Linked DNA regions of Homo sapiens: region 1 is linked to region 2. Evidence: chromatin contacts called from ENCODE Hi-C data. All regions are on one chromosome and are shown on one strand. The core of a region is the stretch at or near the end of the contact, and the rest is flanking DNA. Distances in the headings are between cores, read along the strand shown. Region 1 overlaps SNTB2 (syntrophin beta 2). Region 2 holds the start of ZFP90 (ZFP90 zinc finger protein).

The links. Hi-C counts contacts between places; a loop is a spot of excess contacts on that map. Pooled maps may share reads with other maps.
Region 1: a loop to region 2 is called in a map of heart left ventricle, with 9 times the contacts of the local background. The contact joins the enhancer-like site here to the promoter of ZFP90 in region 2. A Hi-C loop is called at or near these places in 2 of 168 maps with a recorded cell type or tissue (heart left ventricle and right cardiac atrium), 1 of 37 single-sample maps with no recorded cell type and 2 of 50 pooled maps.

Annotation. Positions count from the first base shown.
Region 1 is chr16:69,285,127-69,288,769 of GRCh38, reverse strand. All of the region lies in intron 5 of SNTB2 (syntrophin beta 2), which reads right to left. Among named protein-coding and RNA genes, the nearest start is that of VPS4A, 24 kb to the left of the region's middle. Within about 2 kb of position 1,274, at least 10 of the 41 ENCODE cell types and tissues checked have a DNase peak (open chromatin) inside an H3K27ac peak, as active enhancers do.
Region 2 is chr16:68,537,904-68,541,557 of GRCh38, reverse strand. ZFP90 (ZFP90 zinc finger protein) reads right to left here and starts at 2,267. Exons shown (of 5, transcript NM_001305203.2): 1 at 2,079-2,267; 2 at 1,733-1,800. The coding sequence starts at 1,765.

The DNA.
Region 1 (3,643 bases), core at 25-2,524, 750 kb before region 2:
GTTATTGTGAATAGTGCAGCAATAAACATGGAGGTGCAGGTATCTTTCTGACATGCTGATTTCTCTTCTTTTGGATAAATACTCAATAGTAGGATTGCTAGATCATACAGTAGTTCTATTTTTAGCTTTTTGAGAAATATTCATACTGTTTTCCGTAATGGCTATACTGATTTACATTCCCACCAACAGTGTATAAGAGTTTGCTTTTCTCTGCATCCTCACCAGCATCTGTTATTTTTTGTCTTTTGAATATTAGCTACTCTAACAGTTACCAAGGTAATATTAAAATACAGCTATATGGCTTTAAAGGGAAGTTGATTTAAAAAAATACAGCTGTGAATAAGAACAAAAAAGTGTAAAATTACCGAAAAATATGTTTCTTTTGTCTATTTAAAAATACAAGGAACCAGCTGGCTCTCACTCTTCCTTTCCTCTAGCCATCATATTTAAACAACTATGAGCCTGGGAAGCTTTAACCTGAAAAATGAAATTTAGCTGCTAGACACCAAAGAAACAACATGAACTAAAAAATGCTGAAAATCCAAGTTGCACTCTTGATTTTGGGAAGCATATCCCCTTGAATTCTTGAGGACAATACAGTGACCCCAGATGGTAGCAACGGCATGAATGTGTTGGCCTGACCCCTCGACTGCCCACAGGAACACAGAGCATCCCAGTGTGATTCTGGTGTAAGCCACCGTGCCTCACCTCCAATACTGTATTTTTTTTTAAACCTCATTTACTCTTTTTTTTTTCAATAGAGATGAGGTTTCACCATGTTGCCCAGGCTGGTCTTGAACTTCTGGGCTCAAGTGATCCGCCCACCTCAGCCTCCCAAAGTACTGGAATTACAAGCGTGAACTACCGTGCTTGGCCCAATGCATATACATATATATATATATATATTTTTTGAGACAGAGTTTCCCACTGTTGCCCAGGTTGGAGTGCAGTGGTGTGATCATAGCTCACTGCAGACTCCGCCTCCCAGGTTCAAGCAATTCTTGTGCCTCACCATCCCGAGTAGCTGGGACTTAAGGCATGTGCCACTATGCTCAGCTAATTTTTGTATTTTTAGTAAAGACGGGGTTTCACTATGATGGCCAGGCTGGTCTCGATCTGGCCTCAAGTGATCTGCCTGCCTCAGTCTCCCAAAGTGCTGGGACTACAGGCATAAGCAACCGCTTCCAGCATTTCTATTTTTGGAAACAGTCTCACTCTATCTCCCAGCTTGGAGTGCAGTGGCGCAATCCTGGCTTGTTGCAATCTCCACCTCCCGGGTTCAAGCAATTCTCATGCCTCGGCCTCCTGAGTAGCTGGGATTATAGGCGCCTGCCACCACTCCTGGCTAACTTTTGTATTTTTAGTAGATATGGGGTTTCACGATGTTGGCCAGGCTAGTTTGGAACTCCTGACCTCAAGTGATCTGCCCTCCTTGGCCTCTCAAAGTGCTGGGATTACAGGCATGAGCCACCGCGTCCGGCCCCAGCCTGTATTTTTAAATAAAGGTTTTCATTTTGTCCAAAGCCAAAAACAATTTAAAAAAAAAGAAAAAAATTTGCAAATATCTACATGTATACATATATGTAAATATATATAAAAAACAATACTCCAAATTCATGACAACTAACCACAAGAGGGCGCTTCCACAATGGAAAGAAACCAACCTTATTTCCTTTAGATACTTATTTGAGTAAGTGTTGGGCACACATTTTCAAACTTTTGTAGAGTAACTCCTATTTCAAATCCTTTATTTTTCCATAGCCATAAACTTGCTAGATACTCATCTTTTAAGGGCGCCTATCCACAACTTAGATTTCAATCTTCTTAACTGGAGAGTCCATGTATCTAGTACTTGGTAAATGAGTCCTTACATTATTTTTTCTTTTAAGAGACAAGGTCTCACTATGTTGTCCAGGCTGGAGTACAGTGGCTATTCACAGGCTTGATCATTGTGCACTACAGCCCTGAAATGGGCTCAAGCAATCTTCCTACCTTAGCCACCTGAGCAGCTGAGACTACAGTGTGTGCCACTATGTCTGGCTTTTTTTTTTTTTTTCATTTAATTAAATTTATTTATTTATTTTGAGACAGGTTCTGGCTCCCATCACCCAGGCTGGAGTGCCATGGCACTACCATAGCTCACTGCAGCCTTGAGTTCCTGGGCTCAGGTGATCCTCCTACCTCAGCCTCCTGAGTAGCTGGGGCTACAGATGTGTGTCACCACTCCCAGCTAAATTTTTGTATTTTTAGTAGAGATGAGGTTTCACCACTTTACCCAGGCTGGTCTCAAACTCCTGGGCTCAAACAATGCGCCAGCCTTAGCCTTCCAAAGTGCAGGGATTACAGGCATGAGCCAGTGTACCCAGCTTCATTTTTCATTGTAGAGATGGGGTCCTCAATATATTGCTCAGGCTGGTCTTAAAACTCCTGGCCTCAAGCAATCCTCCTGCCTCAGCCTCCTAAGTAGCTGGAATTACTGGCTAGTTCTTACACTACTAAATGCAGATTAAATGACAACTGGCCTGGCACAGTGGCTTGTGCCTATAATCCCAGTTACTCAGGAAGCTAAGACCAGAGAATAGCTTGAAGCCAGGAGTTGAGACCAGCCTGGGCAACACAGTAAGACCTCATCTCTAAAAAAATAAATAAATAAACCGAAGACCAGGCGTGGTGGCTCACACCTGTAATCCCAGCACTTTGGGAGGCCAAGGTAGGCGGATCACCTGAGGTCGGTGGATCACCTGAGGTCAGAAGTTCAAGACCAGCCTGGCCAATATGGTGAAACCCTGTCTCTACTAAAAATACAAAACTTAGCTGGGTATGATGGCAGGTGCCTGTAATCCCAGCTATTCAGAAGGCTGAGGTGGGAGAATAGCTTGTACCTGGGAGGCGGAGGTTGCAGTGAGCTGAGATCATGCCACTGCACTCCAGCCTGGGCGACAGAGTGAGACTCCATGTCAAAAAAATAAATAAGTAAACTGAAAAGGCCAGGTGCCACTGCCTGGAATCCCAGCACTTTGGGAAACTGAGGCAGGAGGATCTCTTGAGGCCAAGAGTTTGAGACCAGCCTGGGCAACAAAGCGAGGCCCATCTCTACTTAAAAAAAAAAAATTTTTTTTTTAATTAGCTGGGTGCTGTGGTGGGCACCTGTAGTCCCAGCTACTCGGGAGGCTTGAGGGAGGATCACTTAAACACAGGAGAGTTCAAGGCTGCAGTGAGCTCGGATCATGTCACTGCACTCCAGCCTGGGTGACAGAGCTAGACCCTGTCTCTTTAAATAAATAAATAAATAAATAAATAAATAAATAAATAAATAGAAGCTCAAAGCTGCTGCAGTGAGCTATGATGGATCATGCCACTGGACTCCAGCCTGGGTGATAGAGATCTCCACTCTAAAAAAAAAAAAAAAAAAAGAGAGATGAACTATAAAAATGTCATGTTGTACATACGGTATTATAAATGTACTTCGAGTCATATACCAGGCTTAAAAAAACTTTGCTAGTAAACTAGAGAAACCAGGTTTCTTTCTATCATTATCACTTTTAGCTGCCATATTTTAGCACATTTTTAAGTCTGGCACAAATAATAGTTTTACTTTAAAACAGATTATGGTACAGTCATGCATCACCTAATGACAAGAATA
Region 2 (3,654 bases), core at 1,018-3,517:
TGGGAGGTCAGGAGATCGAGACCATCCTGGCCAACATGGTGAAACCCCATCTTTACTAAAAATACAAAAATTAGCTGGGCATGGTGGCACATGCCCAGCTGTGGTGGCTCACACCTGTAATCCCAACACTTTGGGAGGCTGAAGCGAGCACATCACTTGAGCTTAGGAATTCAAATCCAGCCTGGAGAAACCCCATCTTTACAAAAAAAAACAAAAATTAGGCCAGGCGTGGTGGCTCACATCTGTAATCCCAGCACCTTGGGAGGCCAACGTGGGCGGATCAATTGACGTCAGGAGTTCGAGACCAGACTGGCCAACATGGTAAAACCCTGACTCTACTAAAATACAAAAAAATTAGCCGGGTGTGGTGGTGTACACCTGTTAATCCCAGCTACTAGGGAGGTTGAGGCAGGAGAATCACTTGAACCCAGGAGGTGGAGGTTGCAGTGAGCCGAGATCATGCCACTACACTTCAGCCTGGGTGACAGAATGAGACTGTCTCAAAAAATAAAATAAACCAAAAAATACAAAAATTAGCCGGGCATGGTGGCGTGCACCATGGCAGAGGTTGCAGTGAGCCAAGATCATGTCACTGTACTCCAGACTGGGTGACAAGAGACCCTGTTTCAAAAAAAAAAAAAAAAAAGGCATGATGTATTGTATGCTTAATTCACTATAAACTGCTCTTTTAAAGGACATTACTAAGTTGGTGTTTTTATCTTTTAAATTTTTTTTTTTTTTTTTTTTTTGCAGAGACGGAGTCTCACTATGTTGCCCAGGCTGGTCTCAAATTCCTGGGCTTAAACGATCCTATTGCCTCAGCTTCCCAAAGTGCTGGACTTACAGGTGTGACCCACTGTACCTGGCAACTTGGTATTTTTATTTGAATTGATCTTGATGTCTCACACACCTAGCAACTACAATCTGTCATTTTCCCTTAATTCTAAAGAGAATGTAGATTCAAAGATACAGATACCATCTGGATCTTGATGTATTTTCACCAATATGTAAATCAATGGATAACCTTAGAGTTGTGACGCTTCTAGAAAATGCCCCCTCTGCCACAAGAATAAATGGGTTCACGAATCAGCCTCACATTAAGGTGAAGGCTGGACTTCTGGCGGTGGGGAGTGAGTTGCTCTATTACATTTTTGTTAAAGCAGAAAAGGACAGACACAAAAAGCTCTGGGAGAATCAGCCCTGGTTTTATTTTTGGTTGTTTTTTATTTTGTTTTGTTTTTGCCTCCTTGCCCAAGAAAGCCCATCTCCAGCCTCTTCCTAGACATGTTCTAACCAGGCTTCTACGGCCCCTTACGGACTCTCTATGGGCCCTGGGTCAGAAGCTGGGGCTCCTCTCTCCACACTTGCCGACAGTCACTTCCTCCTCTACAGTGTTCCATCCTGTGACCCCACTCTCTCCATTTCTTATTGACAAGAGTTCAAAAAACTGGCGTGGCATTCAGGACTCTCAAAACTGACACTTCCCAACGCATCCAATCTCAACTCCTCCCACAAGATCGCACCACACTGGCCCTCTCTACCCCACAGAGCAGCCTCCCCTTTGGGAATCCAGCTCCCCAAAGCCTGGGGTTTTCCATGGCCAGGAGGCTCCGATCGAGCCAAGCAAGTAAGGGAGTCGCCAGGCAGAGAACAATGACTGCTCCAAACACCCTTGGGAGATGGGATGGATAGATGGATGGGATGCCCAGGAGGTTAGGAACGCGTTGCTCACCTGGGGCGCGGCGGTCGGAGGCCTCGGGGCCATTCCTGCCTCGCCAGGGCCCGGCTCCGGGGCAGGAGCTGGGGAGAAAGGACAGGGCCCACTCACCCCGCTGCAACACCGACCCCACCCCGCCCCGCCCCGCCCCACCTCCGCCCCTAAACCACATCTCCAGGGGAGATGGTGGCGAGGACCGTGGAACCAGCCCGGGCCTGCCGCTCCCCATCCCCGAAATGAAAGGCTCAGCGGCCTCCCGGACACCCCCCTCCGGCCACGCCCAGTCCCCTTCGCAGGGTGGTGGGCGAGGCCCGGCTGACACCCGCCAAACCCAGGAGGGGTCCCGCCCAGACCCGCGCACTCAGAATCACCGCCTCTGGGGGGCTCCGGATTTCGCGACCTCCGGCCCACCCAGAGCCTCGGGCAGCTCCTCCCGCCCCCGCCGAAGCCTCGGTTATCTCCAATTCTGATCTGCGGAGGGGCTGCCCAAAGGGGCCTCAGCCGCACCGGGGTCGGACAATGGCCGCAGCGGTGGGGCAGAACTGGAAGTGCGCCTGCGCACTCGGAGCCTCGCTCCTGCAACCCCGGGTCCACGCCGGGCGCGCGAACTACACTTCCCAGAGGCCCGCGCGCGCAGGCCCCGCCTAGGCGGCTTCCGAAGGCGCGTTAGGGACCCTTGCGAGGGCCGAGGGAGGCGGCCAGTGTGGCTCGAGTGTGCGTGTCCCTGTATTCCAGTCACTGTCCGCCTCCTCTTTGCAAGGGGCTTGTTGCTAGCTGGGGAATCGGCCGGGAAAGACCCTGGTTTCGGGGAGCAATCGTACGCCCCTTTCGACGAGGCTGACGATAAAAACGCAAACATGTCAACAAGATAATGTCAGGTCCTGACTTCAGCGGTAAGAGTGACACAGGAAGGGAGTGAGACAGCGTCAGAGGGTGGGGCATTTACATCTTCTTCAAAAGGCAATTTTCCATTTCTCATTTTAGAGAAAAAAGAAACTTCGGACAAATCCGTGGCCTCCTGAGCAATGTGCAAAGGCAGATCTACTGCCGTGTTATTTCATTACTTCGTATCCCCTTACGCAGGATTTTGTTTGGGACAAGCAAACAATGATGGAAATTTTCTTTTTTTTTTTTGAGACACAGTTTCGCTCTTGTTGCCTAGGTTGGAGTGCAATGGCGCGATTTTGGCTCACCGCAGCCTCCGCCTCCTGGGTTCAAGCGATTCTCCCGCCTCAGCCTCCCGAGTAGCTGGGATTACAGGCATGCGATGCGTCACCAGGCCCGTCTAATTTTGTATATTTAGTAGAGACAGGTTTTCTCCATGTTGGTCATGCTGGTCTCGAACTCGCCTCGGCCTCCCAAAGTGCTGGGATTACAGGCATGGGCAACCGCGCCCGGCCCGATGGAAATTTTCAACACAAAGATAGGTCAACTTTTAGATACAGCTATTACGTTTATGTAATTATGTCTTATATATCACAGACATTCAGGCTACATTTCCTAGATTTCAGCTTGATTTCTTAACATTAGAGCATTGCATACCAACATGGTAGAAAATGACTGCAACGAAATGTTCCTGATGTCACACTGCTTTATCAAAAATATGAACATTCAAAAATAAATGCTTTATGCCGGGTGCGGTGGCTCAAGCCTGTGATCCCAGCACTTTGGGAGGCTGAGGCTGGCGGATCACCTGAGGTCAGGAGTTCGAGACCAGCCTGACCAACATGGAGATAGCTCGTCTCTACTAAAAATACAAAATTAGCCAGGCTTGGTGGCGCATGCCTGTAATCCCAGCTACTCAGAAAGCTGAGGCAGGAGAATCGCTTGAATCTGGGAGGCAGAGGTTGTGGTGAGCCGAGATTGCACCATTGCACTCCAACCTGGGCAACAACAGCAAAACTCCATCTCAAAAAAAACAAAACAAAAAAGGGAGA